2 separate regions of the Homo sapiens genome follow, and region 1 is linked to region 2. A link is a loop called in an ENCODE intact Hi-C map of the cell type or tissue named here. Cell type or tissue: HCT116. All regions are shown on one strand. Links, peaks and the distances in the headings refer to the core of each region. The heading gives the core; the rest is flanking DNA.

Region 1 (9,164 bases), core at 1-8,000, 190 kb before region 2:
CTAAAATCATCCTTATTTCTGTATCTCTCTTTCCCCTAAGAAGTAGGGTATATAAGCATCAGTACCCAAGACAGACCTCAGTTTTTCTCCCTGCAAGATCAGTTCAGTTTTTGCTTTCTGATTGCATTGCATGTCAGAGTTCAGATGATACACGACAGAGTTGAAAGGACAGGGAGTCTCTCTTCCCACATGTGACATCACAGTATCTGGAGCAGGATGTAGGTGTGTGTCCATTCTACACGGATGTTTTAGATTAATATCTTAAATTTTTAAAACCTTTTATAAAGAAACATAAAGTTACTTGTCCCCAAGTCCCTTATTTTATGGAGGAAAACCAAAGCACTGAAAAACTTGGTGGTTGGATATCTGAAAGCTGACTCTTAGCTTAAATATATTAGGAGGATTCAACATTAAAAGTAGCACTGTTAGCTGGGTGTGGTGGTGTGCCTCTAGTCCCAACTACTTAGGAGGCTGAGAAGGAAGGATCACTTGAGTCCAGGAATTATTAGGAGTTTGAGGCCAGCCTGGGCAACACAGTGAGACTCCATCTCTACAAAACCAAACAACAACAAAAAAGTACCAAGATTATTTATAAGCTTGAATTTGCAGAAAGTACCTTTTCATAAAGCAAAACATTTCTCTGCTGAAACAAATATATTTGGCCAAAAAGAAAGAGAGGAAAGTATTAATTCTGTGGGCATCAGTAAAATGTTCACGCCACTGCATGACTGCTCTCTAAGAAGAAGTCCTTAGATTTTTGCTGAGAATTAAGTCTCTTAAAAAAAGAAAGTAGTTTAAACATTGAGAACTTTCAAATATAATAATAAAATAACCAAATCAACAGTATTATGAGAGTCAACTTTTTATAGGCAAAGATTCTCAATTGATATATTACACAACTAATGGCTAGTGGTTGTGCAATGCACATTTTAAAGAAAGGGGAATATAAAATATGAATATTATAAAAATGTGCAAAGAATAGTATGACATATTAATATCTAACTATTATTAGTAACTATTGCGACTATTACACTGGTATCTGAGGATGGAGCCGTTCCCTGGTCTCTGTCTCTTGATAGAGCATACATTGCTCCTGCATGCTAGCTTCTAAGGGAGGTGCTAACCTCTGGCGCCGCACTGTGGTGCAGAAGAGCTACTGCCACTAATGAGCAGTTCCCTTCCTCTGTGTCAGCTTCCACTCTGCATCTGAAAAAGACAGATAGCACATTAAACCTTTTGGAGTTGTGAAGAATATGTTTGCTGGCATGCAGAGACCTCTACCTGCTCCTTCATACAGAAGTTCCTGAGGTTTCAACATTCTACAACTCTTCAGTAAGCTCTAAGTTCTGTATGGCAAGAGACACAAAGTTAAACCTCAGTTCCTCCTGAAGTTTCCAGTGCAGGAGCGGGGGATTTAAGATCAGTCCTGGGTTAGGTCAGGATCCTAATCTCCTCTGCACAGCTCACAGTTTTATATTTTAAGGTGCATGTCCTCTTAAGCTAACTCAGCTTTATCTTACTAGTTTCTTTCCCTTGTACCAGGAAGTATTCCAAAATCCTTTGTGATTCCTAGTGATGCCAGATCTACTCTCTTGCTTGATGGCTGTATAATTCAGGAGAGTTACTCCTATTAAAGTATTCCATTAAATACAGTAATATTCTAATGGACCACTCTTGAGCAAAGTGCAGAGAAAAGTACGCATTTGCCTTAGAAGGTTCATAAATTCCTAGTAAATATTTCTATGCTATGTGAAAGTCAATCTGAAATCAGGTAACTATAATTTCTAAAAATATTTAGAAATCTTGTAATGTGATTAAATTCACACATCATTTGGGTAGAAGGGGGAAAAAAGACATGAGAGATGCCAAAATGTGAATGAGGGATCACTGGAGAAAACATTTCATGTAAAACTAGGAGAATTCATGTCCATCCTGCAACTGGCCTAACTGTGAGAAAGCCCTGCAGCTCAGATCCGTAGTGTGTGAGAGTTGTTGATTTCACCGTCAATTCATACATTTATTCGTCCAACACATATTTAGCGGGTACTCACTGTCTCCGGGCAATATGCTAGGAGCTAAAGATAAAAGAATGAGTTAAACAGACCAATACCTTCACAGAGATGTTCAGTGGGAGAAAAGCAAAATGATTAAGTGCTGAAAAGTTATGGGAGATCAAAGGGCATAAAAGAAGACCCCCCAATTAGTCCAGAAATTCAGCTACCAGGTGAGACGTCCAAAGGTCGCTAAGAAACCACTAAAGGATTTTAAATGTGTACACACGTTTCGCTTCTTGCTTCAGTCATCCCATGGGTGGTGTTATCACTTTCACGGCTGAGCTCCTAGTCAGAGGGCACTTTGAAGAAATAGCCAGGCCAAGTCGCTCTCAGCATAGGGGCATAATTTAACTCTTTTTAAATTTGCTTTAAGGGAAAGATGAAAAGAATGTCTTTTTAGACTAATTTCTTCGCCTCCCATTTACAAGAATAAATAAAACGACTTTTTTTTCAAATGTAAAAAAAAGTGGATAGCCTTTAACTGCAGTAGCATAGATGTATAAAGTTGAAGTGATACCACATAAGGTTTACAGGCAGTGAGGGCCCGGAAACAGATTTGTCATTCATTTTCTTGTTCATGATACACAATTATTCTTAAAAGTGTTGTGTGACAAACTCCTAGAAAGTATTGTCTAAATGTGCCCTCTCCCTATTACTATGTCACTAAGTTTGTAGAACTGCCTGATTCACTTACCAAAACTTTATCCTGCTGTAACTTTTTTGAACAATCCCTGTAATATTCTCCACTGCTTATTTTAAAGTAGCTGAGAATATAGCGTGCTGTTTATGGGCAACTAGTCATGGGGTAGAGGGTGAGATGATACCAGTGTTAGCCTGGGCAGGCCTGGGTGTGAATTCCATCCAGACACTTACTTAATATGTAAACTTGATTAAGTCTATTTGTTTATTTTTACACATTTCTACACTATATTTCTTCACTTATAAAATGGGTAAAAAATATCTGCCTCTTTGGATTTTTACGATTGACAAAAAAATGCAAGTAAAGTGCCTTGTATTGAGCTTCCCATGTAGAGACAGATACTCAAAAAATTTAAAAATCTCTTATTTGCTGCCTTTTCACAGGGGTATGTTAGGCACATACCTTTAATAAACGTTTCCAGTGAAAGGAGAAGGGGAGGCTGAGTTTTGGATGCCCAATGATTCTTCTCAAGATAATATCTTTAGTTTCAATTCTGTAGCGCTTTTGAAAAACTGATGCTTTGTGAAATATCAAATGAAGTAGTGCTCTGTAACATCTCCCAGAATTCTTCTCTCTTTTTAGCCTGGACTTGTCCCTCCATTACTTTGAAGACCCAAAGAGGACTGTTCCTTATTTTCTTCTATGCAGGTGGAGGATTTTTTTTTCTTGTACCCTCTGCTGACATCTCACTGATTTTCTATGTTAGAACTTTGAAAGAAAAAAAAAAAAAAAACGGCTTTGAAGGTCGAACTGCCTGGTGTTTGTTTAATAGTAGAAGCCACGTGTTTTGACACATCAAAGATTAAGAAAAGAGAAGGATTTTATTTCATAAATATCAAAGGGAAAACTTTCAGTTAATTGAATGGCAACTAGTCCCCTTTGTGCTCATTTCGGTTTCTGGCGATAAAGATGCTCAAACAGTGAGATCGCAACCAGTGAAGGAGGCGCTCTGAAGGACAGGAAAGGTTGGCTCTGCATGAGAAAGCCCTTTTAGATCCAGAAGAAGAATCACGCTTCCTTTCTTTTCCTGACCACAGCCTGTCCTGTAATTAGCGGAGCAAGTCAATCTGAGCGAGGCAAATCACTGGTTTTCCATGAAATAATTATATTTCTTATGCTCTTGGACATGTACACCTCTAAGCCTAAAAGCGGAGAAAGATGTTTTGGTTTTTTTTACGTGAGCTGGGGGAGGGAGAAGAAAAGTGGCAGCGACAGTGTAGCAAATGGGTGAAAGCAGCACAATGTGGCAAGAGGAGAGAACAGGATTCCGATTCCGTGGGGGCGTGGGAACACTGAGTTCCGCGCAGGGAGTTTCCCTGTTCAGAGCACCTTGTGCGCGAGTTGATAACTCTCGGAAAGGAAACAAAATTTGGCTTTCCTAAACTTTCTGTACGTCCAGAGAATCCCATGCCTTGTCTTGGCCTCCGCAGCGCCAGGCTGGGGTGACAGCACTCCTCCTCCACCGGCCCGGGCTTCTCCTCCGGACCGCGAGCCTGTGGCGCCTCCCCGCGCGCCCAGCGCACCGGGGTGTCCCCTTGGAGGAGCCTGCGGGGGCGGGGGAGGAGGGAAGGGCGCGACTCGTGGGTCGCGCTGGTTCCTTCACTGGATGGACGTCCGACGCTGCCTCCGGGGCGGAGACAGCTCCGGCCACCATGCGCCCGTTGCGGCGATTCCACCCACAGTTCGCTGGCTCTGGGGGTGGCGGGTCTTGGCGCGCGGTGCCTGCGCGAAGGGAGGGCAGCCATCGCCCCCGCGGTCACTGGGGCCCCGCGTTCCCCGCGGGCTCGGGCAGGTGCGCGGTGTGCCGGCCAGGTCCCCTTGTCCTCCTGCCCTGCGGCTTGGGCGCCGCGCCCGCCCCGCCCCCGCCCGCGGGCCGCCCTGGGCAGGGCCTGCCGCTGCGGCTGGAGAGCAGCGCACCGGCATGGGCAGGCGGCCGGCGGCGGAGGGCGGCTGAGGGCTGCTGAGGGTACGCGCAGCGGCCTCTCGTCGCCCTGCACGTGCCTCGCCAGGCAGTGCGCCTGCTCGCAGCGAGGACCTAGCCCTCTGGTTGCAGAGACCCGGTGCCGCAGCAGCGGCGGGTGGCTGTCGCTGCCCTGCCCTGCACGGGGCAGGGCGGAGCGGGCTGAGCAGCCCGGGCGCGATGCGTTGAGCGCTCGGAGGGCCAACCGCCGGTCCCCTTGGCGGCAACCGGCGGCACCCATGGAACCACTGGGCAACTGGAGGAGCCTGCGGGCGCCACTGCCTCCGATGCTGTTGCTGCTGCTCCTGCAGGTGGCGGGGCCCGTGGGCGCCCTGGCGGAGACCTTGCTGAACGCGCCGAGGGCCATGGGCACCAGTTCCAGCCCGCCTAGCCCTGCGAGCGTGGTGGCTCCCGGAACGACGCTGTTCGAGGAGAGCCGGCTGCCTGTGTTTACGCTGGATTACCCCCACGTGCAGATCCCCTTCGAGATCACCCTTTGGATCCTGCTGGCCTCCCTGGCCAAGATTGGTGAGCGAACTGGACTTGTGGGGAATGGGAGGGGGCGATCTCGGGGGGACACCTGGAGGGTGACCGGGTCAGCCAGCTGACCTCTAGATAGTGACCGCCTCATCTTGAATCAGGGCAGGGACGACAGATGGAGCAGCTTCTTCTGGTTGAAAAGGACCCTTGGAAGAGCAGTTTCGCGTTTTGGTTCTTAAGGGAACATTGGCCTTGAAATGGCCCCAAGTGTAAGTTCTACAAACTCAGCGATTGCTGCTTACTTCTGCCGCACGGAACGCCAAGTTTGTCAGCTCTCTGCTTAAGTTGAGTGAGATCTGTTTATTGAAGTGTACCAGTCTCACCTGCAGGGAGAGAGGTGCCGACGAACCCCGGAGCTATGCATAATGTGGTTAAAACCCTGGATGCTACAGGAGAGAGGCGCCTTGGCAGTGACACAGACCCTGCTGTGCGCCTGACTAATGAGGTGCATGGAAGGGGACCAGGGACACCTGAGTGCTTGCAGCTGCAATAGGAACGCCCTTTCTCCTCCCTCTATTGGGTTGAGGCTGTCACTCTCCAGGAAGCTTTTGCTTCGGGGTGGCTGAGGCCAGTGAGGTGAGATGCATATTTAAAAATAATTAACTCTGGGCCCAGGACAATGGCCCAGCCTGTAATCCCAGCACACTGGGAGGCCCAGACGTGAGGATCCCTTGAGGCCAGGAGTTCAAGATCATCATGGGCAACATAGCAAGACCAAACAGTACAAAAATAAAAAATTGGCCGGGCGAGGTGATTCACGCCTGTAATCCCAGCACTTTGGGAGGCTGAGGCAAGGTGGATCACGAGGATCACTGATCAACATGGTGAAACCTCGTCTCTACTAAAAATACAAAAAAATTAGCCGGGCGTGGTGGTGGGCGCCTGTAATCCCAGCTACTCGGGAGGCTGAGGGAGGGAATTGCTTGAACCCAGGAGGCGGAGGTTGCATTGAACCGAGATTGCCACTGCACTCCAGCCTGGGCAACAAAGCAAGACTCTGTCTCAAAAATTAATCAATCAATTAATTAATTAATTAGGTAGCCTGGTGTTGTGGTGCACATATGTATTCCCAGTTACTTGGAGGCTGAGGCGGGAGCCTGAGGGAGGAGGATCGCTTAAACTCAGGAGGTTGCGGTTGCAGTGAGCCATGAATGGCACCACTGCACTCCAGCCTGGGCCACAGAGAGATACCTTGTCTCAGGGAAAAAAAAAAAAAAAAAAAAATTACCCACTTTCATACTACCTTTAACTCTCATTTTGAAAGCAGAAACCTCAGAATATATTTTCTCATCTTCATTACCCACGCCCCAGAAACTTTCATGTTATGAGCATGGTGCTTTATATTATTTTTACTTTATATTTTAAAGACTTTAGAAAAATCCTGAAATATTAACTATTGTTATAATGATTCGATTAAGTTGTTAGGTCCAAAGAATGTATGCATTACATGTGTTTTACGTCTTTACCCTGTGAGATGAGGCAGATTTCCATAAAGAATGAAAAGACGCATTGTCTGCCATCCTCAGGGAGCTTACTGATGAGTGGAGAGACGTGTACACGCTGTGTGATTATTGCCCAGGACAGTGCTGAGTAGGGTGACAAACTCAGAAAAGATAGTATGCCATTGCAGGGAAGCAGAGAACACTTCCTCATGCAGAGCAAACATTTAAACTGGATTTTCCAGGATGACCAGGATCTGGTCAGTTAGAGAGAAAAGGGAGCAACATTCCAGAGAGGACTGAACAAAGACATAAATTGGGAGAGGAGTGCAAAGCAGGTAGAAGGGATGGTTTACAGGAGGGTGGAAGTTGTGGTAGGTAAACCGGAAGCAAATCTTCATGCCAGATAAGATTAATTAGAGTCTATTAGTGGTGACTAAGAGAGACACATATTATTTAACAACTCTGAAGTCTGTAATTGACTGGCTTTGACGTGGTGCTACTAGTTGAGTGTCTTAATTCCACTGAGAGATGGTATAAGGGAGATGGGCTTCCCCACCTATAAACCAGATACACACATGTTTGTAAATTGCCTCTAATAATAAACTCAGATGCCACAAGCCTGCCCTGTAGGGAGTGGCGGTATTAATACTCCCACTAGTTGAGGTGGAAACTCTGAGTGAATTTGCACCCAGAAGCACACAAAGTGGCGAGCCAAAATGAATGACCTGTTCCCTGTCACTCTCTCTGAGCCTCAAGGCTCCATCGCTGGAGGGCTGCTTCTGTGCCTGTTTCCATTACTGCTTCTCTGTTGCCATTTCTATTCCAACTATCTCCTTTGTTCATCATTCCTGATTGTTTTAATCAGATTAGTTACAATAATAACAGCCTCTAGGAGGCACTTAAGGGCATTATCTCTAATTTTTACAGTCACCATGCCGGGTAGGTGTTGTTTTCCTGGTTTCATATAGGAGAAAATGAAAAAATGGGGAGATTAACTTGGTGGTGGGTGGTGAGCCAGAATTCCAGCCAGGTCTGTCTCATTTCTCATCTTTGTGCGTTTCCAGAAGGCTTGTTCTTTTGGGAGGATTAAATGAGAATGAATGTGTAACATCTTTAGAATAAAGCTGGGCACACTGTAAGCACTCCATCACTCCATCCATACTATCATCATTAGTAGCAGTGAGGACAGTGGTATAGTCAAAGTAGTAGTAGTTAACTGTACAGTTTCTAGCACTACAGAACCTTTTCCACTGTTGACTGTCCTGGGCTGCCACCTGTCTCTCTTTACTTCCGCTTTGGCCTCAGCCTTCTACAAGTGTTCTTATTCTGTGGGCTGCCTTCCCGCACTTACTCTCTTGCTGTCCTGTTCCATTCATTTTATTGGACCATCTCACTTTCATTATGTGGTATTTTGTTAAAGGCATTCATGCTTGCTTGCATAACAGGTGTATTTGTCTCTCCACTAGCATCTTTTTAGCCCAGATATGTTTATATTTCCTGGGCCCCCTCTGTTCTAGTTGCCAGTTTCGGCTTTCCCCTGCATTGTGCTTGGCTATGGAAATCATCACATATTGCACCTCCTGTCCTCCCCCAAATTTGGAACGTCTCTGGCTACTACTTTACCTTTCCTTTCTGCATCTGAGTGTCACAGAGATGATAATTTCCATGCAGAGAGTGGTCTGAACAGCCAAATGGAGACTGCCATGGGTAGAGTGAAGGGTATATTTCTCAGGACAGAAAGTGGAGTTTTAGAGTCCAAAATGCTGGTGCCTGGGGTATTTTCTCCAGATTCGTCTGCATAGAGCCCAGCCTCGTCCTGCAGCTTCCCCTGTGTTCCTAGAGGAGCCAGGAAATGCCCAGAAATCCCCACCCCTCCTCTTGCTCCCAGGGTTCTGAACTTTCTGTTTGGTTTTAAGCAGGACCGTCCTGGTGCTGTGGGACACTTTCGTACCCCATTAAACAGTCATCTAGTCATTTCTCTTTCAACTTTTGTTCTGAAAAAGCTGTTTTGTGGTGGCTTATATGACTTAAGTTGCTCATATTTGGGAATGAAGAGGAATTGAGCTGTGCAGGTGGATATGATACTGTGGGGTAATGCAAATGCTAACCCCTGCAAAATGCCATGGTTTCTATTTGGGGCACTTTTGTGCCATTTGTGTAGTGTACCTGACCTTACCTGCCTCAGAGAACATGGAGAAACATTGCTAGTGATTAATCTAAACGTGGTTAAATTAACAGGCTGTCCAAAGTGGAGGATCCGAATAACATTTGTAGGGGGTTTAAATAATGCCTGATGGTGAATTCAGAATAGTTTTCTAATATAATATATATTACATTATATATTATCAGCTAATATAATCTTAGAAATATTACAATCAGAAGTGAGAAAATCCATTTTTGGCAAAGCATTGAATGATTCAGCTTAGCTCTTAATTGTTACACTTGATTATCAGGGAAAATCAACATCC
Region 2 (15,037 bases), core at 1-8,000:
TGAAGTAGCCTTTTCTTAAATGGCAAACTGGGATGTATGTGGAATTTTGCTGCAGAAAGTAGAAACAGAGTCTTTCTGGGTGGAGGAGACTGCAGAGCTCTGAACCTTGGACTAAGTCCCTTGTTAGACTCACAGGCTGGTGAGACTACCTAGACGTCTTGAGAGTAGAAGGATTCAAGCAGCCCCTATTCCAGGTCCAGGATGTGCTCATGGAAGCAAAGGGTATCTTTGCAGTGTAGCTTAGTCCCTTGAAACACCACAGAGGCCAAGTTGAGTCTTGTTTCCTGCATGTGCCTGCTTGCTCTGCCCCATTCCACGAGCACAGGGTGAGCTCTTTGCCCCAGACAGCTCACAAGTTATTGCCTCTCACCAGGGATATGAGCAGGGCTGATTGGGATGAATTGTGTGAATCCTCTGCCATGTGCGGCAAAATGCCTGAAGCACAGCCGTCTGCAGCTCACCCGTCCTTCCCTGCTCTGGAGGCAGTGCTTTCTGTAAGTGTAGGGATGGAAACACTTAATCTAGTGTAGGAAAGGTTAGTAGATATAAAGGGAATAGGAAGTTCCCATCTCTAGCAGGTTAGACTGACTTAAAAGGAAGTGGGATTTGTGGTTTGGTTTCCTTTTTTGTTTTCAAAAGATCAAAAGAAATGGCAATAGCCCATCAGTAAACCACATTTATTTGCAACTGAGATAAGAGAGATAAGATGGATACATAATACGTAATTCAGGATTTTTTTCTCCTTAATACTAGAAAAAACAGCTCGCAGAAACCAAGCAACATAGTTCAGGTGCTCATTTTCCTTTGGCTGAGGCTGAACATGTTGCTCGCAGAGGCTCCTCATGTTTTCCTCCAGGTAAAGGAGGATGTGGCGGCTGTCAGAGCAGGAGAGTGTGTGGGGCAAGTCAAGAGCAGGACGGCTTAGGAAGAACTGCCGACAGCCTGGAGGCAGGCTGTCTACACTTGCAGGCACACGCAGCCCTGCCGTCCACACCTGCAGGCACACGCAGCCCTGCCGTCCACACCTGCAGGCACATGCAGCTCTGCCGTCTACACCTGCAGGCACACGCAGCCCTGGCATCCACATCTGCATGCACACGCAGCCCTGCTGTCTCTATGTCTATCCTGTGAGAGATCTGGGCTATAAATAGCTGCACACTGTGGACAAGCGCAGGGAACTCCCTGGGAGGGGCTGGCCAAGGTGTGGCTACAGTGGCTTTTCTTTTTTTCTTTTTTTTCCTTCACATTTTAGTTTCTTTTTTTATTATTTTATTTTTTAAAACAATTTTTCCATAGGTTATTGGGGTACTGGTGGTGTTTGGTTACATGAGTAAATTCTTTAGCAGTGATTTGTGAGATTTTGGCACACCCATCACCCAAGCAGTATCCACTGCACTCTATTTGTAGTCTTTTATCCCTTGCCCCCTTCTACCCTTCCCCCCAAGTCCCCAAAGTCCATTGTATCATTCTTATGCCTTTGCGTCCTCATAGCTTAGCTTGCATATATTAGTGAAAACGTACAATGTTTGGTTTTCCATTCCTGAGTTACACCTAGAATAATAGTCTCCAACCTCATCCAGGTTGCTGTGAATGCCTTTAATTCATTCTTTTTAATGGCTGAGTAGTATTCCATTGTATATATGTACCACAGTTTCTTTATCCACTTGTTGGTTGATGGGCATTTGGGTTGGATCCACTACAGTGGTTTTTTAAAAGCTTCTCTGACTTTCCCTGGTATGTGACAAGTAGGCTTGCAGGAGAAAACCAAAAGCATAGCTTCCCAATAGGAAACCGAATATTTTACCTGAGTTCAGACTTAACATATTAAGAGCTCTGGTGTGTGGGAGGTTGGTGGTGGAAAAAAAAAGTAGTTAATATAAACTATTTGTTACTGATATGCCAGTCAGATGCATCTCTTGTACTAGAATTAGTGTCTTCAGTTTTGATGATCAAAAGACCCAGGTGCACTAGATCTGCCTTCTAAACAGCATAGACTAGTTACACTCATATTTCTAAAAGTACCTGCTTTGTAGACTCGCTTTGTGCCTTCCATTGTCACAGTTGGGATTTGTCTAAAAAATCACTGTCATCCAGACACTGATCCTGTTATAATATGGGAACACCTTCCTTCAAATTTTAATGTGGATTTTCCAACGTCCTTGGTCTGACATTTTCCACAAATGTCAAATGCCAGCATTAGTCAGCCTTGCTTAATATTATATAGAAAAGAGATGTGACGGCTTTTATTTACAAAAATATTTTAAATGTGATTACTTTTCTTTCTCTGATTCTTCCTTGCAAGCTTATTTTCCCCGCATTGCTCTTCAGTGGAAATGTGTCTAACTGGTTGTTAGAATCCATTTTAAAATGGGGCACTAATATGGGAGAAAATGAGGAAATCAAATCCCAAAGCCTGCTCCTTGAGTCTGGAACATCTTAGTTGGGTGAAGGCTGTGAGAATGTGAAGAGAGGAATGAGAATGTGAAGAGAGGAGACACAGAGCCATTTCTTTGGAGAGAGCCATTGCTTTCCTGTAAGTGTCCACCCAACCTGACGGACCTTGTTGTCCACCCAACCTCCAACCTTGTTGGAGACATTCTGGTTCACGGTCTAACACCTGCCCAGATAAATCACCATCTCAGGAATACCTTTGGTGGAGCTTTTCTGAACAACCTTAAACTTCAAACTTGAATAAATGCTTCCCCACACTCCTATCGTTCCCTCAAAAAAAAAAAAATGTGCTGTTCTTCTAAGAAGTAAAATGACAGGCCTGGCAAACAAATGTTTTTACTCATATGACATACTATAATGAGGCATCATTAATCTTTATCCTGAAAGACGGTTTTCAGATGTGCAAAGTGAGAAGATTATTTCTCTGAACCGAGTGTGGTGGTGGTGCCTGCAGTCCCAGCTACTCGGGAGGCTGATGCAAGAGGATTGCTTGAGTCCAGGAGTTGGAAGCTGCAGTGAGCTGTGACCGCACCACTGTACTCCAGCCTGGCAGAGCGAGATCCTGTCTCTAAAAAAACAAAAAAAACCCATACTGTCTCTGGTCTGGAATTAGGTTTTGTCACAGTGAAAAGGCAGACTGAATTTCCATAAGCTTTATTCTCCTTTTTCAAAATATGTGTCTCATTACTATCTACTATTTACTCAGTACTAAGGGATTTAATTTCTTTGCAAATATTTCCTTTCATTGAAAACCATCCTATCCCCCAAATAGTCACTTTGCTCAGAACTAACTAGTAGTGAGTGGCCAAAAAATATTGTATTGGTTTTTTCACTAAGTTTTATAATTTTTTTTTTCTGAGCCATTTGTTTTCTTTACATTTTCGTGTATGGAAAGAGAAGCCTAATGTGCTTGACCTAGGCTAACGGTCTGTCCTGAAAAGAATTTTTACTTCCTAGAAGTAAAGGGCTGATGGGCAGGGGAAGGCGGTTGGCTTGACTGGACACTCAAAGAAGAAATTGTCCTCAATACGAACGAGCTTGAGCCTGGATTCACCTTCTGTTCTTGGCAAAACATTTTGTCATGGGACTGTGGGGTGACTGGTGCCACCTCGTGGAGAGTTCCAGAAAGACACTGGGAGATGCATTGGAGGTCATCATTCCCTTACTCCTCTGAAATCTCAGGACTGGAAGACACCACAGCGAGTTTATTCTTTTGCCTCTTGGCCTGTCCTGAAATAGCCCAGTCACATGAGAATCTCTGATGCTTTAGAAGATTTCAGAGAGTAACATTTGCTAACCATTAGCAGGAGCTCGTGCCAAAGCTTAATAATAATAATAATAATAACAAAATTAGCCCATGCTTATTAGTTGTTTGTCATGTTCCAGGCACTGTTTTCAGGACTTTTCCTCTGTTCGGTCCTCATGACTACTTTCTGAGGTAGGCACTTGGATCCTCTCTATTTTACCAATGAAGAAACTGAGACAGAGCAGTACGAAAGTTGCTCAGGGTTACTCAATAAAGTGTAAAGTGTGAAACTTTGAGGCAGGATTTGAACCAGGGCAGTCAGAATCCAGGGGTGTGCCCTCAATCACATCCTACTTCCTGAAACTCAATTCTTGTGAATAAATATTTCCTTGGCATTAGATGAAATTCTCATTTTCAGATTAAACCCCTAATTACTTGTGGAAATAGGTAAACCCCCATGGTCATTCTCTGTTAATGATTGTTACTCAGTAGAGTACAGAGCACTGGGTATGTAGGATGTTTAATGATAAAAATTGTTATGACAATCTAAGAAAGTTATAAATGCTTGAGAAACCCAATCAGCATTTTATATATGTTGTTGACTAAATCAAACTATGAGTCTAGAAAATGAAAGGGAAGAGGGAATTATTGTATTTGGAAAGCAGAATGATGAAGTGTGTGCAGCAATGAGTGTTTGGAAATCAGAAAAGTGTAATCATGATATTGTAACAGCAGAAAGAATTAAGGCTGTGTCAGAAAATTGGAGAAAAAATGGAAAACAAGTCTGAGAAAATGAAGAATGGAGATAAAGAATGTGGACGATTATGCATTAGTTGTTCTGTAATCTGAAGCATAATTTTATGGGAAAACAATAGCATACTAATGTAAAGAAGAGCAAACTAATTTTTCAAAAACACAATTTTAAATCATTTAAAGTAACTTCTAGCTTTTCTCAGAAAGATTGTCTAAATATTTTGATGAATGCAATAATATTTATGAGACTACTTTGAAAGTACATTACAATATTATGACAAATATTACTCTTTAGCAAATGTGGAAGTGGCAAATTTCCCTTTTCCCAGATATAATATGGAGAAAGTTAAGAGTACATGTTGGACTCTGGAATGCACCTGTGATAGCTGGTCACGCTGCACTAATCCTCATATTTCGTCCTTTAGCAAGACATAGAGGACTTCACTGAAGTAGAGAAAGCCCTCAGACACTTCGATTTCTAAGGTTCCTCGTTGTTAAAATTAATACATATGAAAACAAGTTTGCAAATATTGTAGCATTTTTAGTGTTTATATTTAATATATTAACTCTCTATGCTTTTACAATTCATACATAAATGAATGACCCTATATACAACATGATTTGTAGATATCATGCAAAGGCTAATTGGGAGTCTTTTATGAATGCAGGGCTAAAGTCAAATCATCCTAATGGACCCCGACAGCATTCGTAGCATGAGGGAGCATTGAGATTCCATCCTAAGAGGTTAATCAGCTGCCTGTTCTCACACAGCCAGCTTCTTAAGAGTCTAGCTCTTTCTCCTTGGTTGTAATTTTTGACCCCCTAAATTAAAGCCTAGAGATGCTCCTTAAATATTGCAGAGGCAAGTCTTTTTCCAAAGGAGTTCCAGAAATAATGCTATAAGGATGGGTTGTGTTCTAGGTGGCTGAACGATGAAAGCTGAATGAGCCATTCAGCTTTCCAATCTCCTACAATAATTGAGCGCTATGGAATAATTGTTAAAAGTTTTGCTGAGGAATTAATGTTTGAGGAAGACAGTTAAGGCAGTGTTTTATTAAGAACCATGTTCTCAGTTGGATTTAGCAGGGCTGCTTGTGGGTGGGGAAAAGGGAGGAAGCTTCAGCAGGTGCACTTCAGGTGCCTGCCGTAGCATCGATAAGTTCCAGTGCCATTTTATCAGTTTTGCCTAAGATTGTGCTCCATACAAAAATTTCATTACCATATTTTTCTAAAATCATTTGTCTAAGAAAATGTTATCCATTATTTCAAAATTTCATGTATGAGTTAGAACATCACAAAACGGTATATTCCCAGTAGTTTCATTCATAATAGTTAGAACAACCCAAATGTTTATCAGTGGATAAACAGATAAACAAATTTTGATATACTCATACGATGGAATAATGCTCAGCAATAAAAAGGAATGAAGTGTGAACACATCTTGAGAACATGAATGCATTCTCAGGCATTATGTTGAGTAAAAACATTCCCAAACAAAAGACTGTATACTGCTATGATTCCATTTATAATGACGTTCTAAGGACAAAACTGAGCTATAGTGATAGATGCTTTGGGTAGGAGAGTGAAGAGGCATAAAGAACCTCTTTGAGTGATGCATACATTCTATTTTTAATTGGTTGTGGCTACACTGATGTTTACATTTGTCAAAACCCATCAAATCTTACACTTGAAATCTGTACATTTTACTCTATGTAAAGTATATGTAAATTAAAAGAATGAGAAAGAGGAACAATAAACCTGGAATACTTTTGCCCATTAGGAAAACCTTCAGACTATGGCAGTTTAATATCATATCTTCAAACTTTAGGTATGGGCTGATTTAAGAAATGTTTATATGAAGATGTTTTATGTATTTTCTGCAAAAGCCTTTTGTAGGGGTATGGTCAGTCAGGGTATTCAGTGTCCCTGTGCAGATCTGCAGAAGGCATTCCCAGTATCTCCCTTGAAGAATTGCTTCGTTTCTTCTTCAAAAATTACAGTAAATACATAGCTTATCAAATTTCTTTTTTGTTCTTTCTTCTGGACATGTCTGCTCTAAATTCACCGTTTCATGAATGCTGCTATCCTTAGCACACTTACCCAGGCCCCAGATTTTTTCTTTGATTCTATACTTAGCACAAATGTGACCTGCTGCCTTCTAGGCAGCTCCACCTAGAAAAGTAACCTAGTCCCCCACTGCTTCCTGGAAACATTTTCCCTGTTGCAGAATGTTTGGGAATGTTTTCAGCTTAACCTATGAGACTCGTGCTCTCAGGGTTCAGTCTGAGTTATTCCACAGGCTCAACGTTTGACCTTGGTGGACAAATAAGTGACAGCAATCCTCATTTCCATCCTCTGTTGAAAATAGCCACAATGAGGAAGCCGATGCTATCATCCTTAACATTTTATGATGTTTACTTTCTAATTCTATGTAGATGCCCTGCTAAATATTGCACTACCTTTAGAGTGTGTGCAGCCTTTACGTAGAAAAAGGACGATTTTGTTTTCTGATTCTAGTTTACTTTTCACCTTAACTTCATAATGAGTGTTTTGACTGTGCAGTTCTATGGCTTTTCTTATGCCCATGGAAAACTGAAATGAGTTGCCTCTGCATTTGTGTGGAAGCATGACTAAAGGAGGCCATTGAATCATCTCGAATTTATGATTCTTCCCCAAGTAACCTATAACTGCTCATGACTCAAGTTGTGAAAGCCCATTTAAAGGCAGTCGAGTTACATCTAAGAAGTGAAAGATCAAGTCTGTCATTTTTAAATAATCCAAAACACTCTCTTTTTAAAAAAAAATACATGTAAGAGTATATGTGCTTCTAGACAATAATAAAGCAGTTTGATACTTTGCCTAACTTTTTTAGGAAAAAAGTTTTCATTTCTCGGGCTAAATTTTTCTCTTCTATGGATTTGTTTTTAAATCTGGTTCTTACGGTATAGTGAAAAGATCTTTAGAATATGCCTCCATTTTTCACTCTTGTGTTTGTGAAACAGTGAGGATATACAATTTTATGTCTCAGTTTTTGACTTGGTCTTGGGGGAATCTGTTTTGTTTCCATACTGTGATTGTTTCCATAGTGTTATCATCAGCAATTGCATTCCCAATGGCCATTTGTCACTAAATTTTACGTGCCCTTTGTTTCAGAAAGAGAAAACATGCTTTCCAAATTGAATTCACGGCATTTAAAGGGCAAAGTTTTGTAAGAGAACCCATGCAAAATTATACGTTTCAATCATTGTTTCACATACTGCCAATAACAAGAGATCCAACATGTTCTTGGTGTGACTCAATTATCTTTCTGCAGTTTCACTGTGGTCACAAATCTTCATGGATTCGGGGCTGGGTTTTGATTCTGCCTCCAGTGAAATATTTTATATATTTTCTGGACTTCAAAAAATAGGTATTATAAAATTCAATTGGAAATAAATGTGTGCTTTCCAAATGTATGACCAAATTTAAATGTAATTTTATTTTAAAACAATTTACTATCTATATATTGCAGTATTTTCTATTCTTGCTAAAGTCACTGTGGCAAGTAGGTTTGTAACTCATTGTTATTCAAGCCAGTTATTGTTTATGTTTTTAAAAGTCCTGAGATATCAAAATATAGATGTTGTAAATCCTTTTACCTAATCAAAATACAGATGTTGTAAATCCTTTTACCTAAAGACTCCGTTCAAGTTTTTCTAACTATTCCATTAATGTCCTCTATAGCAAAAAAAAAAAAAAAAAAAAAAAATTCTAAATCATGCTTTGTATTTAGTTGTTGCTTGAGTCTCCATTAAACCAGAGTTAAGTCCATTTTTGTGCTTCATAACCTTGACACTTTTGAAAAAAGTACAGGCCTGTGATTTTTGTAGAAAGGTCTTGAATTTGAGTTTGATTTTTTTCTTTAATGATTGAGTTTAGGCTCTGTATTTTTGGCTCTAAGATCATAGCATTGATGCTGTGTGATTCTCACTGCATCCCATCAAGTGATGTGTGATATCAATTTGTCATGTCACTGGTGATGTTAACTTTGATTACTTGAATAAGGCAATATTTGCTGGGTTTCTGTAGTATGAGGTTACTATTTTCTCCGTCAAAATTAATAAGCATTTTATTGGAAGAGATTTTGAACTTATGTAAATATACTCTGTTTCATTCAATTTTATCCACTGGATTTAGCATTCATTTTTATTTCTTCTCCGAATTATTTTTAAGTGATTGTCAAATGGTGATTTCTAATTCTGCCATCCCTCTACACTTATAAGTTAGTGTTCTGTTGTAAGGAAAAGCTTCCCTTTCCCTATTCATTTATTCACTCATTTATTTATATCACTGTGAGTTCCTATTTTATTCAATGGGAAATAATGTACCACTATCATTATTCATTTTGTGATCAGATTGTCTTAGTTTAAGCTATGGGAGGCCCCATCAAGCTGGCTTCCAAAACACCCCTGTCATTCTTTGAACACATCTTTACTTTCTGGGGTAACAAGATTTTCCAGGTTCATCTTGTATTTTATGCCCCAGCCTGGATTCAACAATTTCTTTGAGAATCCCGGTTTCATGGTGTTTAGGCATCAAGATCTGGACACTTGGTATACTCTATGCGACTGGATGTTGGTGTTGCCAGATGCTCTCAAGAAAGAGAGCCACAAAATATATCTAGGTATATATACACATGTGTATTTTAAAACATGCACACACACATTTACTTCTATATTTATTTCTGTATTATCTATCAGTGAAAAACCATGAAGTCACACTGATATATCCAATTCTAATCAAATTCTAATCACTGTAGGGTTTATTTTAGCTTTCCTCCTTTTCAAATTTGTAACTATTTCCTGGCAGTCAGAAACATGGCTCCCATTGGCCATTCACTTATTTGATCAGTCTACCTGAATACAGTGTCCTTCTGTTTCCTCTCTTGACCACATGTCTCATGCAGGCTGCCATGATTAATTCTTGCTTCCATATCCACTAAACCATTGGCCTTTGGTGTAAATTCCTTCTCATTGTCTGTCTCTCTCTCTCTCTCTTTGTCTACACATGTACACACACACACACACACACACACACACACACACACACACACACACTGGTTTACCCCATGGGTGAGATATAAACTGATCTGATACAAATTAAATGGACAGTATCTTCAATTAGTGAACAAGTTAAAGACTATAGTGATAGAAATGACTACTTTTCCTTCTTTTAAATGGAATTTCCCTTCAAATAATGACAATATTTAAATATAAGTTAATTCTTTCCTATTAAAAATCATCTACCTGATTACCTGCAATACATTTTCCTAATACTCAAAGTTCAGTGATGGGTTTTTCAATTTTTGAAAAGATAAATTTAAGGCTACTAGTTTTTCACAAAGGCAATTTCCTTTTTCCATTAAAATATCTGAAAGCACAAGAGAGTCACATGATGCAAGGAAGATAAAAACCATATCAGCAAATAATACAAAGTTTTGCAAGGTGTTTGCATAAGGCAAATGATATTATGCAAATGCCTAAGCCAAACCTTTACATCAACAGGCAACACTGTCTATATATTTGCTGGAAAATGTATTGAAATGCACAGAGTTGCTAGACAACACATGGAATTGCCATATTGTTGTCAAAATCTGAGGTATGGCGTTGTAAGGAGTTTGCTTGCAGGCTGTGGCTTTACTATTTCTCTGTGATTAGTTGTTTCTCAGTGGCTATATTGCTCTACTCTGTGAGCCAATATTTGCATTTATATTACAGACCACGGTGTGAAGGATGTTTCTTATTAGCGAAGCATCTATTTGATTCTTCATTGCTCTGTAGCTTGTGTCATGATTACAAGGAAGTTTAAACTCCGATACTGACACACCACAACATATTTATGAGCCCTTCTTCTTTTGTGTTTACTTTTCAAGATTCTTTATGAAATTGATGGCCCAGGAGAGAGAGGGCATCCTAAATGCTGTAGGACCACAATTAACGTGAGAAATGTAATTGATGACTGGGCTCTTAAAAGCTACTCTCTGCCAATATGCCTCAGTCTCTGCTCCTAGTCTCAGACTTGCATTTAGCTTTCAGACATTCTAGCAATTAGACTATGGAGATTTTATACCTAACAGTTCAACTCATTAATTCAATGAGTGTAATAGATCCTTGGCATGTTTGGATTGAAATTTTGGACAAATAACAAGTGCTCTCAAGTAGATTTTGCTTTAGGACAAATTTGAATCCATCAGGCTGTGTGTGCGGTTTGTGTATGGAGCCTGTTGCTTACTGGTGACTCTGCCCAGCGGACCCTGGAGCCTGCTGCTCAGCGTAGTGGCATTGTTTCCTTCTGGCAATTACGGTAACAGTTACATGGGAAAGGACATGCTTAGTGGTATTCTCCAGTTTCAGGATTCACAGAGCTTTTCTGTCACTTGTTAAGGTCATGGGTCCAAAACTGTAATACTTCATCTAATTCCAAGAGTGTTTGGAACCAGTGGATTACAGTTACGTTGTAATTGTTGCTAAATTGGGATGTTGCCCTCTAGTTAGTGGTTAGGCATTTGTTATTTCCCTCCCTCTGTCCCTCCTTCCTTCCTTCCTCCCTTCCTCCCTTCCTTCATTCTCTCTCTTTCTTTTTTTCTTTCATTTAATATGGCTGTTGATCTCTAATCCATGATTTTATATTACACAAAATCTTTTATCATCAATCTTCCTCCCTCATTTATTCAAGACAATGTTTTCTCTATGCTGTAATCAATCTTTAGTGTGTATATATATATATATATATTTAGATTCTGAAGAATCACGTATATTCTTTTATGTTTGTTCAGTGTTTTCATCTCCGTTCTTGTCTAGTGCTTACTTTGGTTTCTATTTGTATAACCATATTTAATTGCAGCATTAGTTAGCTGGGTTATAATAGTATAACAAGAGTCAGAAAGACCCGGGCTGAAAATCAGCTCTGAAAACCACTGTCTGTGTCTGTGTATATCTAAAACCAGGTGGTAAGTGTACCTATTTCAATGTTTATTCTATGTATTGAAAGAAATAACATAGTATAGTGCTCATCCCAAACCATTTGTGCAGTAAAAAAGAAAAAAAAAAGTTAGAATATAAATTCTACAAGTGCTGAGATATTCACTAATGTTCACAAGCACTTACTACAGTCCTTGGCACCCAGGAAACACTCAATAAATACCTGTCAGTGATTGCTGTTCTTAGGCTACTATAGCCCTCCTCTCAATGCTTTGAAGATGAAAGATAAAAGAAATATCTATAAAGTACATAATAAAAGGTCTGACGTAGAGTATTTGATTTTGCTAGAAATGTATTTGCAGGAGCTTGTCATCCGGTCAATGATTGGTTTAGATAGCGTTCTTGAGAAAACATCTTCAGAAAGGCTAACAGTCTTCTGTTTCATCCTTCTCAGGCATCCTATTTTCATTGGTGGTGATGCTGTATGTCATCTGGGTCCAGGCAGTGGCTGACATGGAAAGCTACCGAAACATGAAAATGAAGGACTGCCTGGATTTCACCCCTTCTGTTCTGTATGGCTGGTCATTTTTCCTGGCCCCAGCTGGGATATTTTTTTCTTTGCTAGCTGGATTACTATTTCTGGTTGTTGGATGGCATATTCAGATACATCACTAAATCAACTGTTGCCACAAGTATTTTCTTGAGAGATTTTAAAACAAGGAATACTTTTTTTCCATTTTGTTTCATTGATCCCAGCATAAAGTTAGTAGATATAACTTTTTAGTTGCTATTCAAATTAATCATTTTACTAAAATTTTCTTCAGTAAGAAGGTCCTAGAATCTCTCCAGACACCAGCAAGCCTCTATCTTGTCTAAGTGCTGTCAAGGACCTAGTTCTTTAGGGAATAGGTAAACAGGTCTCCCTTTCATTGAACATGTTAGAGTTCATGCAGGTCGCAAAGGCCTGATAATAGCTTAATACCATGACATGGGGAAAATCTCGATAGATTTGGCTTAAAGTCTCCTTGGCATTCACTTCTGCTAATTAAAAAAAATCCTTGAAGAATAATTAAGAATGGGCAAGGTTGTCAGAGAATTTATTTTGTTTCTTGCCCACACAGATAATATCCACATACACATTCACTGGCTCTTGTGAGCAAATGAATTTAAAAATAGACAGCAGTTGTTCTAATTAGTGGGAGCCATGTACTCACCAGTTAAAATGGGCCACAACAAACAAGACTGAGAGCATGTACTTATCTTGCTTTTTCACCAACAGTGGTTTGGTTACCTAGTTTTATTCACTTAATTGTGCATGCTTACATAAACTTTAAACTACATTTAAAACTAGCAAATCTGCATACCAAATTATGTATAACGTAGATTGAATTTTTATGAACTTAAAGTGAGTTAATTGTATAATGTAATATTGTTTAAAATATGTAAAAACCAAGCATTTCCGCTTGGTCCATAATTCTATTTGATATTTTAAAATTCTCATTTAAAAATTATATTGCTATCATTCAGCATGTGAAAATTTATTGATAAAATGTGATTTTAATATTTTTTAGATATAAACTTTCAACGTACTTCCATATGAGGATTATAATAGCCCTGCTTTATTAAAGACCATAAAATATTAACTTTCCCCAAGATGTTATGGGTTCCAGTTCTTCTGATCATTTGATTCCTTTAATTACTGTCCCTCAATTTCTTCATCTTTACAATAGATATATTAACATTTACAGATCGACTATTTCCTTTAACCTCCTAGAAGAAAGTTTTTGTGGGGAAAGATGATTCTGTATTATTCAGTAGCATAGACATTTTGCATATCAAAGATGTTCATTTGGCACTAATGTTGATTGAAATCAAATCCATCTGAGATGCCTAGCTCGTATTTGCATTCTGGAAGCCTCCATCGCAGGGGAGCTCGGCAGGGTATGTGAGCTTTGTTGGAGGTGCGGTGTTTCATTCTGCAGCTGTTGTGAGGACAGAGAGGCATGGCCCACAGGCAAAAAAAGTCACCACCCAGAAGATGCTCTGGGATAGAGGAACTGCTCCTTTTCATCAGCTCTTCCAATGCCGTGGGAGAGGTGATCCCAGTCTTCTCTGTACATCTTGTGCTTTTCCATTAAGACTTGTTCCAGTGGGAAGGAGCTTTGGAAAAATTGCAAAGGTCTGAATCTTCAGGGCATTTTCATGACAGGACTTGCCAATAATAATAATAATAATAATAATAATAATAATAATAAAGCTCCAGAGGCCTAACTGGTTTCTCAAGTCATTTCAGTGATATCATTGAAACGTTTTTGTGGTACTTCCCTTTGTCTTTCACTGTTTCATTTTTATATTGCTTCATTTACTTCTTTGCTTTTGGCTTTGTTATTAGAAAAAATAATTATGAGGTCTGTTGTGCATGTTGACTGTGATATTAAGTTATGGCATGCCATTAAGTTTTCCAGACGATGTTGGATGTATCTGATTAGTTCATGTCATCTGTAAATACAATTCTTTTTTGTAGTACTTTGGAATGGAGCCTTTTTCTGGTGTACTGTATGCCATTTAAGTTTCACATACAAGCTGCTTTCGGCAAAGGCTTGAATATTTATAAATTTCAGATGGTTATCCTCACTTTATAGTACACTTAAGTGGCTACCATATATTTTTTATATGACAATTGGCTGAATAGCTGATGTGTATGACACTTTTACACAGATTTGCACTTTGGAACTATTTTATAGTTGTAATGCATCAATCAAATACATTTCAAGCACATTTCTTGATCAATTTACCAGCAACCCTCTGAAGGAATGAAGGAGAGTTGTGATTGCTATGTCAATGAGTGAAATATACTTAAAAATGGCAGAGTTATATAGTACATTATTGTAGCAACCTTATATCTGATTTGAGATACTGTGTTGCCAAATGTCCATGTTATGTTTATTTCTCTATTGGTTGTATTTATTAATTTTTAGAAGCCTTTAAACTGTGTTAGAATCTTTTTGAAAAATGTTGATTTTGCATCATAAAGTTTCAATTTATCAAGGATATCTTTTCAGTTACACTTTTAGAAAGAGTGAATAAAAAGGGCAGTGAGTTATGCTCTTGGACTTGGTGAAAGCTATCATCTCTCCATATTGTATTTGTTCAGCTGGTTTAATTCACTCAGGTGGATGATTGCACATACATTGGAATTGGCTGGAGAGACTACACAGAGAAGTTTAATGATCGTGTACAATTTGAGGGTTGATGGTAGGGCTTTCTAAAAAAAGTAATATCAAGTGTGTTGTTAGTATTCATTTAGTCATTTTTATTACTAATCTATAAATATATTTATTAAATTTGAAGATTAAATGGAATTATAAAGGAATATATTGGAGGAAGTGTCAGTGTTGGTAATTATTCATCTATTTATCTGTCTATCATCAATATATATGGGTGCATGTCTGTGTATATTTGTGTGTATGTAAGTGTGCATGTGTATTATATGTTTGGGTAGAAAGAGATACATTGAATGGTATAAATCAATATATTTGAGCTAAGCAAGTTAAAAAAAAATCAGTTATCTTTGGGAACAGCAATCTATTATTGTTGTTTCCCTGAGTGCCACTTTAACTGTTTCACT

Evidence for each region. Peaks named below come from ENCODE experiments on the same cell type or tissue, not always from the same donor. Only the 100,000 strongest peaks of a DNase experiment are listed, where the experiment ranks them.
Region 1: it touches region 2 in a loop (2.5-fold over the local background); 7 of 110 quality-filtered maps call a loop at or near these places.

What each region holds. Positions count from the first base shown.
Region 1 is chr2:102,614,896-102,624,059 of GRCh38, forward strand. It overlaps SLC9A2 (solute carrier family 9 member A2), which reads left to right and starts at 4,658. Exons shown (of 12, transcript NM_003048.6): 1 at 4,658-5,242. The coding sequence starts at 4,954. RefSeq lists a silencer at 4,266-4,375. In HCT116, for the core only: a CTCF peak has its summit at 1,151; DNase peaks (open chromatin) are centred at 1,126 and 4,356; H3K4me3 peaks cover 1,423 bases; H3K27ac peaks cover 247 bases.
Region 2 is chr2:102,802,885-102,817,921 of GRCh38, forward strand. TMEM182 (transmembrane protein 182) reads left to right here. Exons shown (of 5, transcript NM_144632.5): 5 at 11,864-14,795. The coding sequence ends at 12,084. Among named protein-coding and RNA genes, the nearest start is that of TMEM182, 48 kb to the left of the region's middle. In HCT116, for the core only: a CTCF peak has its summit at 3,564 (motif pointing left); a DNase peak (open chromatin) is centred at 3,547.